3 separate regions of the Homo sapiens genome follow, and all the other regions are linked to region 2. The links are chromatin contacts, found by Hi-C or POLR2A ChIA-PET in ENCODE. All regions are on one chromosome and are shown on one strand. Each heading gives the region's core, a stretch centred on a gene start or an enhancer-like site at or near the end of the contact. The rest is flanking DNA. Distances are from core to core; before and after follow the strand shown.

Evidence for each region. Hi-C counts contacts between places; a loop is a spot of excess contacts on that map. ChIA-PET counts read pairs that join two places held with the same protein, here RNA polymerase II (POLR2A). Pooled maps may share reads with other maps.
Region 1: a loop to region 2 is called in a map of IMR-90, with 11 times the contacts of the local background. The contact joins the enhancer-like site here to the promoter of YAP1-DT in region 2. A Hi-C loop is called at or near these places in 9 of 168 maps with a recorded cell type or tissue (Caco-2, HepG2, IMR-90 and 6 more) and 5 of 50 pooled maps. POLR2A ChIA-PET finds 5 or more read pairs at or near these places in 5 of 52 experiments (HCT116, HepG2, MCF 10A and 1 more).
Region 3: a loop to region 2 is called in a map of adrenal gland, with 2.2 times the contacts of the local background. The contact joins the enhancer-like site here to the promoter of YAP1-DT in region 2. A Hi-C loop is called at or near these places in 2 of 168 maps with a recorded cell type or tissue (adrenal gland and breast epithelium) and 7 of 50 pooled maps. POLR2A ChIA-PET finds 5 or more read pairs at or near these places in 9 of 52 experiments (A673, CD8-positive, alpha-beta memory T cell, GM12878 and 6 more).

Annotation. Positions count from the first base shown.
Region 1 is chr11:101,861,265-101,864,963 of GRCh38, forward strand. No RefSeq gene overlaps it. Among named protein-coding and RNA genes, the nearest start is that of CEP126, 52 kb to the right of the region's middle. Within about 2 kb of position 1,372, at least 5 of the 41 ENCODE cell types and tissues checked have a DNase peak (open chromatin) inside an H3K27ac peak, as active enhancers do; they include IMR-90, PC-3, PC-9 and 1 more, where a contact is called at or near this core.
Region 2 is chr11:102,109,020-102,112,414 of GRCh38, forward strand. YAP1-DT (YAP1 divergent transcript) reads right to left here and starts at 1,438. Exons shown (of 1, transcript NR_198976.1): 1 at 808-1,438. It overlaps YAP1 (Yes1 associated transcriptional regulator), which reads left to right and starts at 1,428. Exons shown (of 9, transcript NM_001130145.3): 1 at 1,428-2,150. The coding sequence starts at 1,830. RefSeq lists silencers at 1,151-1,200, 1,211-1,340.
Region 3 is chr11:102,240,785-102,244,612 of GRCh38, forward strand. No RefSeq gene overlaps it. Among named protein-coding and RNA genes, the nearest start is that of BIRC3, 75 kb to the right of the region's middle. Within about 2 kb of position 1,572, at least 4 of the 41 ENCODE cell types and tissues checked have a DNase peak (open chromatin) inside an H3K27ac peak, as active enhancers do; they include breast epithelium, where a contact is called at or near this core.

The DNA of each region.
Region 1 (3,699 bases), core at 122-2,621, 250 kb before region 2:
GTAAACAAAGAATTTCTGTCAACTAAGTACTTCACGAGATAGAAATTCTAGTATGTATTTACCACATAGCAACCAGATAATCACCACCAACCTTCAACTATATCCTATTAAAGGATGCAGAAGGCACACTCTCCCCATCAAGACATAGGAGAGGAGTGTGCCAACAGCTATGAAGTGCTAGAGTAGTTGTTCTCTATATAGCACAATGCTGGTGAAAAATGCTAAAGATTAAATGGCCTCCCTCAATTCAATAGTGTATTAGGTCATTCTCACAATGCTATAAAGAAGTGCCTGAGACTAGGTAATTTATAAAGAAAAAGGGTTTAATCAGCTCAGCTCTGCAAGCTATACAGGAAGCATGATACTGTCATCTCCTCAGCTTCTGAGGAGGCCTCAGGAAACTTACAATCATGGCAGAAGTCTCTCACTTATGAGTGAGAATATACGATGTTTGGTTTTCCATTTCTGAATTACTTCACTTAAAATAATAGTCTCCAACCCCATCCAGGTTGCAGCAAATGCCATTAATTCATTCCTTTTAGTGGCTGAGTAGTATTCCATTGAGTAATTAATAGAGGGAAAATTAAGCTGCAACATGGATTTGCTTTCATGTTAAGAAAGCTACTGCATTTCATCAGCATCTTTTGTCTCAGCAAATTCAACTCCAGCCTGGGTGACAAAACAAGACCCTGTCTCATAAGAAAAAGAAACCCAAGCTTATCTAAGCTAGATGGGGCATTTATTTTAGCAATACTGTCCATGAACTCTGAAGAGAGACACCAATGATCTCATGATGACTGGAATTCCTTCTGCCACCTTCAAGCAGAAAATTGAAAACTACAGTCTATGCACACACATGCACCCTAAGGGTCAGGCTTTGTCAGCGAGGTCCTATCAAAGAGGATGGGGGCATTGCCAGGAGATACCCCTAATAAATCCATCCCCTAATACGTCCAGCCCTTAATGATGTCCTGGGATGGACTCTCCTTCACAGGCTCATACTTCAGTGTTTGTAAATATGTCATCATAACCCCACTCCAACTGGTAAAATAACTTCCCCACAGCAAATAAAGACACAGCCTAGACAAGTATTAGAAGCAACTCCGTTAGCACAAAGAAAACTTCTCACCAATCTCAAATTTTTCTGTAACTCTACATTCAAGATGCATTTTTACTGCAAAAACAAGTTCCTAAGAAGAACACAGGAATGAGGAAGGATACAAGACAAGCCAGGGGGGTGCAAGAGAAAAGAAAAACAAGTGTTATCCAGCTTGTGATGCAATCACAGGCCAAGCACCCATGGATGGAATCACTTAACAGGCTCTGGGGGAAAACAGACTGTCAGGTCCACTGTAGTGCCACTGGAGGGAGCAGGAGTGAAATAGTGACTGATATCTGTGCTAAATATACTGATGTTCTGAGATTATTGGGGTCAGGGGAGGAGATTGCAGAGAGAGAGAGGAGAAGATTGCATAAAACGGGACAATTAATAGATATGTATAGTGCACAGGCAAGTGGAGTGGTAGTACAAGAGCAAGGTAGCAGGCTCGTACAGTGAGGCTGTTTCTTGGGAAACTAGGGAGCAGCCCAAAGATAGTGGAATTACTAAGAATTCCATTGATATTTCCAATCAGCAATGGCCATTCAAGAGAAAATCCATGCAAAATTTGGGATCAAATGTTTCAGGCATTAAGGAAAGTTAGGGCGACTCATCCTTCCTTTCTCAGTTACGAAAAAAAACCCAACCTTAAATAGAGCAGACAATTTCCAGAATGGAATGCAAGGCCACTGTGAATTGGCTAGCCTCTATGCAAGCAAGGCCCTGCTTTAACGGTAGCTGTTAGTCCAGTTCTTTCCAGGCTGCTATTTTCCTTCTTAGTGACTTGATGTTACTTCTGAGTACATGTCTTGGGTCCTTACATCACATATTTTTTACTTCTAACCATAAATTCTAAAGGTGTGCTCACTAGAACGGGAGCCCTCTCTAGATCATTCTAAGCAAAGTTTGGAGAACTAGTTGCCTCCTTTCTTTGGGTTCACAGTTTCTATGCCTGTAATCAGTTGTCAGGATCCCTGTTGAGAATCTCCAGAATAAGTTTCTGCCTATACCCATGAATATTTATCAGCCTAATTCACCAGGAGGCTTAACCCAGAGCTTCTCCCTGACTTCTGGAAGCTCAAGGTTTTTTATACTACTTGTCACCAACACTGTGTTCCAGCATATTCCCAGATGATTAAAACTTCCAAAGCAGTAGACCTTTATTATTCCAAAAAGATTCCTCCATCAACATACCAAACTGATGAGGGATTGTAAAGTATACAGAGAGCCCCTTCTCCCACATTGAGGCACTTCTCCAGCAGGAAATAAGAATGTAGTTAGTCATAATAGAAGCTCATTAAACTTGACTAGGATTTTAACAGTTAGGGAAAGATGACAATCACTTAAAGTTCATTAAGATCCCATGTCAGTATAACCTTTAGTATAAAGCATGGCATGTTTTTGCCCACAAAATTTTTAATCTCAAATTAAATGAGACTTGACCCTTGATCTATGTTCCAATCCATAACAATATTTGGCATATGAGCAAAGGCCATATTAGTTTTAAAAAAAAACTAGTTTAATTATTATGAATTTTGTAATAATTATATTCTAACTCATAATGTAACCCCTATTTAGTGCAATTAGTAAGATTTGATTTCTAACAAAGCCTGATTCTACTAATATCAAAGATAAAACGTACTGGGAGATTGAATTAAAACTTCTACAAGGTGTTTTTCCACTGTACCTGATTCATCCAAAAATCCTCTCATCTATAAAAGAAATAAGAATACCGACCAACAAAAAAGTTGTCAGAATCAACTGTTGCAGAACTACAGAAATTAATCAAAGGCTTGCAACAATCTGGGAATAATTTATTTACCAAAAAAAAAGCTCAATCTTGGTAAGAAAAATAGGTTTATAGTTTTATAACTTCCCTTTTCCTATCTCCTCTCCCAGCTCAGTCACAGCCTCAAAAGTCAATAACCTACAATCACAGTGAAAACCAGCAGCCTGTCATACACTGAAGAAGGTGGAATGGGGTTGGAGCTTCTTTAAAGCACATTCACAGAAAATTGTTGTGATGTTAATTGCCTGTTGGTTCCCTAGAAGAGCCCACTGACAGGGTTGTCTTCATTTTTACCTTACTAAGAACTCTCCCTTGTGAAAAATTCTTTTCCCCAAAAGTGTTGAAAACAATAAGAGTCAATTGCATAATATTGCAGCTGCCTGAAGTGGTGGATAACAGTTATGGCTAACAACAGACTAATTAAAAAGCTTAAAGGGAAAGCTAGAGGATAAGCTGTCCATAGGAACCTTGAAAAGCTGTGACACATCCCTGAGACTATAGAAGCCACTTATGTGTGTAAAGCTGTGTGCATGTACAGGGCTCTGCATATGCTCAGGAAATACCTGATAACCCTCTAAACTCTCTCCTCTGGCTAGTCTGGAGGTTCTGCACAAACAGGAAGTGAAGGCTAAGGCAGAGTTGTCAACTACTCAGTTGCATGTCAAAGGCATGCCCCAAAACACACACAGAACCTCTTAGCAAAGATTAATTGATTCCAGATATTTAAGGAAATTTCTATCCAATCATGTGTTGGTCACTAAACTAACCATTCAGACATGTCAGTGGCCACACATGAGAAATAGAATTTTAC
Region 2 (3,395 bases), core at 188-2,687:
TGTCTGAGGCCTGCTCCTTTGGCCGAGCCCTACCACACCAAGTGATACAGATCCTTCAGAATTCTCCTGGGCATGTTCTGGCTGAAGGAAGAAATTACCTTTTTGCTCACGGACTTTTTCCTTGCTTAATCCTACTTATACCTTTGTTTCACTAGCATTGTAGACAAAATCATTAAAACAAGAAAGCCAGATTTCCTTAGAATGGGCTTGTGCATTTAAAATTAGACTGATGTTGCACAATCCTATGAATATATTTAAAAAAACAGTGAATTGCTTAAATATACTAATATGTACAACTATTGCAAAAACTGTATGGTATATAAATTATATCTCAACAAGGATGCTTTAAAAAAAAAAAACCCAGAGTGTATGACTTAAAAAACATTTCTATTGTTTTTGAGTGGCTTCCAGAAGGGCTCCTTGTACATCAGGTGCCTGGGATGACCTCCTTGCCCATTCATTTCTTATTCAGTCCACATTAACGGAGTCCACCGTTGGGCCAGGCACAGGGATAGCAGGGGTAGGGACCCAGCTCCTTGAGGATGAAAGACAGGTACAGAGGCATGAATGCTTGTACCTGAAGACGCACTAATTTTTTGGGTTGCGGCTTCCAGTGACTATTGCAAATTCGAGTACTAAAAAAGTTGATGTGATTTCACTATTTGGAAAATGTAGTGTTTTTGTTTCTTTTAATAAGTTACACTGAGTTACAGACCTGGTCTCAAAGCTTCAATTACAGTAACCGTTTACCCCTCTCAAGTGAGTTTTTGCAGACTAACAGATAAGTGAAACAATTACAAAATAAAGTTAATGCTGAAAACAATGGATCTTTATTAACATCAATGCCGGCTCACGGTATCTATTTTAACTCCAATCTATCCTCGCGGCTTTAAGCTCGCACAGGCGCTCCGCTCGGTCAAGCCGGGGTAACGCGAGGAGGAGGAGGTGGGTTCGCACATCCTCTCTCCACTTCTTTCGGCCTTGGCCCTTTCGCAGGTCCAGGCGAACTGGAAGCGCCTTTCCCGAGCACGGGCGGGGAAAAGGGGCCGAGCGGAGCGGAAGAACTTCCTGCAGCCAAGGGCGCCCGCGTTCTCCGCAGACACCACAGTTCGGACCCGGATTGGACCCATCGTTTGCGGTTCGCGGGGCAGAATACGGGGCACGCTTCGGGCCCCTGCCCGGCTGAGCGCGGGCGAAGGGCGGACCGGGCCAGGGCGAGCGGGTCACGTGCGGCCGGGAGAGGCGCCGCGGGCCGGGAGTGTGCAGGAATGTAGCAACTTGCAGCGAAAAGTTTCCCTGCGCTGCCGGCCGGGCCGCGGTGCGGGCGGGCGCGCAGAGGAAGGAAGAGCCGAGAGGAGGCGGGGCCGCGGCGGCGCGGGCGGGCGCTTCTCCTAACTTTAGTTTTGGCGTTTGAGGCGAGTTTCTGTCTCAGTCGGGCGCAGCCGCCGCCAGGGAAAAGAAAGGGAGGAAGGAAGGAACAAGAAAAGGAAATAAAGAGAAAGGGGAGGCGGGGAAAGGCAACGAGCTGTCCGGCCTCCGTCAAGGGAGTTGGAGGGAAAAAGTTCTCAGGCGCCGCAGGTCCGAGTGCCTCGCAGCCCCTCCCGAGGCGCAGCCGCCAGACCAGTGGAGCCGGGGCGCAGGGCGGGGGCGGAGGCGCCGGGGCGGGGGATGCGGGGCCGCGGCGCAGCCCCCCGGCCCTGAGAGCGAGGACAGCGCCGCCCGGCCCGCAGCCGTCGCCGCTTCTCCACCTCGGCCCGTGGAGCCGGGGCGTCCGGGCGTAGCCCTCGCTCGCCTGGGTCAGGGGGTGCGCGTCGGGGGAGGCAGAAGCCATGGATCCCGGGCAGCAGCCGCCGCCTCAACCGGCCCCCCAGGGCCAAGGGCAGCCGCCTTCGCAGCCCCCGCAGGGGCAGGGCCCGCCGTCCGGACCCGGGCAACCGGCACCCGCGGCGACCCAGGCGGCGCCGCAGGCACCCCCCGCCGGGCATCAGATCGTGCACGTCCGCGGGGACTCGGAGACCGACCTGGAGGCGCTCTTCAACGCCGTCATGAACCCCAAGACGGCCAACGTGCCCCAGACCGTGCCCATGAGGCTCCGGAAGCTGCCCGACTCCTTCTTCAAGCCGCCGGAGCCCAAATCCCACTCCCGACAGGTAACCTCGTTGCCCCTCTCCCCGTTTCCCCGTCGGGCGGGCCTCAGACCGGGGGGGCGCTCGGGAGCCGCGGCCGCCAGCTCTGGTCAGGGGAGGGGGGTTGCGGGAACTCTAGCTGGGGTGGGGGTCCCGAGGCGAAGTGGAACTGGAGTCGTCCACTCCGCCGCGGTGACCAGCTCCCCACTCCTCCCAGAGTCCGGGGCTGAGATTTGTTTTTCCCTTCTGAGTTTCTCTCTGCGGTTGCAGCCCCGGGGGGCGTGCTTTCCCTCCTTCTTCCTTTCTTTCTTCCCGGGGTTCCCGAGAGGTTGGCGGGAGTGGAGGAGGGGTGGGGAGGAAGGAAGGGGGTGGGGAAAAGTCGGGCCTGGGCCGCGGTGGGCTTGCACAATGCGCGCGCCTCCGCGCGCTCCGCACCTTCGCTCCCGCCGGGCCGGGCTGGGAAAGGGGGAGGGGGGCCTCTGGCATTTGTGTGTGGGTGTGTTGCCAGCGGCGGCCGAGTTTGTGAAGTTGAGCCCTGGGCCCCTTTCCTTTGCGGCCTCTCGGTCCACTTCAGTCTCCTGGGGGAGTCAAATAATTGTTCTCTTGTTTTCCAGTGTTGATTAGAGGTGGGGGTAGAACCGGTCCATTTAGTTTTTTGCTCTTTCTTTCCTTCCCCCCTCCCGTTTCCCCTCCCCCTCCCGTAAGCATTTATTTTCCTCGCGGCTCAGGCGATTTCGGAATACAGGTTTCGGGCTTCCCCTGCCCAGACTTTCCTGGAAGTTGTTTATGGAGTTCTTTCACCCCTGCTCTTCCCTTGTGTGTTGGAACTTGGGCCGGCTTGCTCTTATCAAACTTAGTAGGTCGCGTGTTGGTTTCCCAGTTGTAGACTATTATTTACAGTCGGCTGAAACGCTTTTGAATTAGCCACATCTGTACGTTGCGCAGGAACTGAGTTGCGCTTTACAGTACCGAGGTTTTAACACAAGCCTTTGATAATACACTGCAGGTTGACTCATAGGCCAAGTCCTGCCTAGTTCAACTGTGATTAAAAGTTAATGTTTGGGAAGCGATGACTAATTCTAGGATCGCCATTGCTTTTTAATTCTTATTGCGGATATGAACATGGCTGCTATTCCACATACACAATGTTCGATTATTGTGCCAACTTGATTCAGCATAGAAGTGAAACTGTTTATAATGAGTGTTAACATTCCAATAGGTCCCAGTGGATTTGTTTTGTGTAGGGTTCTCTCTTTTTCTTTCTTTTTT
Region 3 (3,828 bases), core at 322-2,821, 130 kb after region 2:
GAAAATGCACATTCCAGTGGTCAGAAAATAGAAGCATAAGTTCACAGAGTCCAAAATGTGTTTTGTGTGGCCATGCCAACAAGGATCAGTAGGAATCCCGTATGTGCTAATGCAAAGATTCACTCGACCCTTCACTGCCCAGGAGGAGAGGTGGGTTGTTTGCACGGGAGTGATGTGCAGTTGGCGTGCAGACATCAAGAGCCAGTGTGAGCAAGTGACACTTCTTCAGTCGAACCCTGCTCTGGTGTGGTTGCTATATACCAGTGGCAGCAGAGAGACCAGGCTCACCAGTATAATTCTGCTGTTGAAGAGGGAGGCTGCTATGTCAAGACATATTGTTCTAGAATATTTCCAAGACCCCCTGCCTGCAGGAGGAGGTGCAATGGGCAGAGGAGCTCAGTGTCATGGAGTGTTGCTGAGTCACTAGTACCAGCAATGGGAAGTCATTGAAGAGTGTTGAGTAGGGAAATGATGTGGTCACGTGAGTGTGTTCAAAAGATGTTTCTAGCTGCTGTGTGACATGAACTAGAGGGAGGGGGTGAGCATGGTGGGGCCAAGTGGAAACTACAGTGGCAGTGCAGGGGTGAGGAGATGGTGGTTGTGGCAGTGGGAGAGAAAAGGCTCAGGCTTGGAACTGCCTAGGTGTGGGAGAGAAGGACAACAAGTAGTGTGAAACAACAGAAGAATGGGATCGGGGAAATATCCCAGACAAAAACATGTGGGTGAAGTGCAGAGCACAAATAAAGGTTGCTGCCTGACCCAAAAAGAGATTGCTGCTCTGTGAATCCTGTGTTACCATAAAGGACAACTGATTTAGATGGTGAACTTAATGGGCAACTCTAGAGTGTGTTTGATCTCATTAAACTCTAACACAACACACAGGAAACCCCAAAAATAACAAGACCAGTCCACAACCCCTTTAAAATCAAGAGCAAGGCCGGGCGCAGTGGCTCGCGCCTGTAATCCTAGCACTTTGGGAGGCTGAGGCAGGTGGATCACAAGGTCAGGAGTTCGAGACCAGCCTGACCAACATGGTGAAACCCTGTCTCTACTAAAAATACAAAAATTAGCCAGGAGTGATGTCGTGCACCTGTAATCCCAGCTACTCAGGAGGCTGAGGCACGAGAATCACTTGAACCCAGGAGGCAGAGCTTGCAGTGAGCCAAGATCATGCCACTGCACTCCAGCCTGGGTGACAGAGTGAGACTCCATCTCAAAAAAATAAATAAATAAAATAAATAAATAAATAAATCAAGCAAAATAGAAGAAACCAAAACATGCAACCATCCCAAATACAAATACAAAACATGGATTTAAATGATTTGTCACGTCGCTATTTTTAAATGCAGGGCGAATCCCATTAGAACCTTTCTCTCTGTGGATAAAATACAAATCCCTGCCTAATAAGCACAATAAGAGAATGTTGGCAATTCTGTTATTTCATCTCTAGCACGAATTGACCTCATTTCTCCAACTGGCTTTGTGCTTTGAAAAACTGACCAAAATGCCACGCGTGTGTTTGATTAGCACTTCACACCTTGTTTACAGTGCACTAGAGAAACTGGCTGTTGTTGGCATCCGTCCAGCTGTTCCTGATGAGTTGCCAGGCTGAGAAATCTCCCTGGATTGGGATAACTGGAACAAAGGCCAGGCTGACTGAAAAGTCAGCTGAGGCTGGGCCTGGTGGCTCACGCCTGTAATCCCAGCACTTTGGGAGGCCGAGGTGGGTGGATCGCTTGAGCCCAGGAGTTCAAGACCAGCCTGGGCAATACAGTGAGACCTCGTCTCTACAAAAAATAAAAAATGTAGTCAGGCGTGGTGGCACATGCCTATAGTCCCAGCTACTCAGGAGGCTGAGCCAGGAGGATTGCTTGAGCCCGGAAGGCAGAGGTTGCAGTGAGCCAAGATGGTGCCACTGCACTCCAGCCTGGGTGACAGTGATACTGTCTCAAAAAAAAAAAAAAAAGAAAAAGGAACGTTCAGATGGTCTTTTTTATTTTTGGTGGGGTGTGGGGAGAGATGCCCCAAAGCCTGAGCTAGACTCCTAGAGCTCTTTAATCCCCAGAACCAGCATCTATGAAAGAGGAGACTTTTTACAGCCCTACCCTCTTTTTCTTTGGCTACTGTGAAGTGTTTTCCCTCTGAGCTAAGGTATAAATGGCAACTGGTTTCCAAAACCACTTATTCACATAGCTAGTGAACCATTTGGGCTGGTACTGATAGCCTCCCCTGAACCATCCCAGGCATGGGGAGGGTTACAAGTGCTTCATGATATTTGTAGGTCAAGACCCTTGACACCCTGCCCAGGGCAGCCTGAGCAGGGTAGTTGGGAGTGACCCCATATGGTCAGGACTCGGGAGCCGGATCCCTCAGGATCACAAAAGCACACAAGGAGGTGTGAGGCAGAGTTCAGCCAGGTCTCGAAATGAGAGAATTGCAGGCCAGGCACGGTGGCTCACGCCTGTAATTCCAGCACTTTGGGAGGCCAGGGCAGGCAGATCACTTGAGACCAGAAGTTCAAGACCAGCCTGGCCAACATGATGAAACCCCGTCTCTACTAAAAATAGAAAAAATTAGCCGGGCTTGGTGGCGGACGCCTATAATCCCAGCTACTCGGGAGGCTGAGGCAGGAGAATTGCTTGAACTTGGGAGACAGAGGTTGCAGTGAGCTGAAATTGCACCACTGCACTCCAGCCTGGGTGACAGAATGAGACTCCATCTCAAAAAAAGAAAGAGAGAGAGAGACAGAGAGAGAGAGAGAGACAGGGAGGAGGGAGAAGGGGGAAGGGGGAAGGGAAGGGGGAAGGGAAGGGAAGAAAGAAGAGAAGGAAGGGAAGGAAGAGAAAAAGAGAAAGAGAAGAAAGAAAGGAAGAAAGAAAGAGAAAGGAAAGAAAGGAAGAAAGAGAAAAAGAAAGAAAGAAAGAAAGAAGGAAAAAGAAACAAAGAAAAAGAAAGAATTGCAGATCTCTAGGGAGAAAAACGAGGCCCAGAAGGACAAAGTGACTTGCTCAAAGCCATGTAGCTAACAAGGGACAGAGTCTTACACTTTTCACTCCCAGTGAATTTCTCCTATAGCTATATTGGTAAAAACCACAGAGTCAAAATTGCTCTCAAACTCCCATGACCTTGCCTGTAATACAGTTCGTCCAAAGGTTCACACTCTGAAAGGCACTTAGAGGGCTAATAGCAATGGAAGAACAGCAGGTCCAGATCGCCCATTTCAGGCTCACTCTGAAACCTGTGCTTATTGAGTGGAAAGGTCAGTGGAATCGCCCAGGCTTTTAAAACATTATTTCTCTCTTGCTCTCTCTCTTATTTCTCTAGAATAAATGGTTTAATTTATGTATGTTAAATGGGTGGTGAGGTGCTTGCTATATGTCAGGAACTGGAATGGACAATGGGGAGTTAATACCACTAATAATGGCCGAGCGTGGTGGCTCACACCTGTAATCCCAGCACTTTGGGAGGCTGAGGCGGGCAGATCATTTGAGGCCAGGAGTTTGAGACCAGCCTGGCCAACACGGTGAAGCCTCATCTCTACTAAAAAATACAAAAATTAGCCTGGGTGTGGTGGTGCCCACCTGTAGTCCCAGCTACTTGGGAGGCTGAGGCAGGAGAATCGCTTAAACCTGGGAGGCAGAGGTTGCAGTGAGCTGAGATTGTGCCACTGCACTCCAGCGTGGATGACAGAGTAAGACTCCGTCTCAAAAAAAAAAAAAAACAAAAAAACCTACCACTACTAATAGCAGCTAAGCTATTAAGAGCTTAATGTATGTCAGGCACTATTCTAAGAGCTTTGTTAACTCATTTAATACCAATGATGAATAA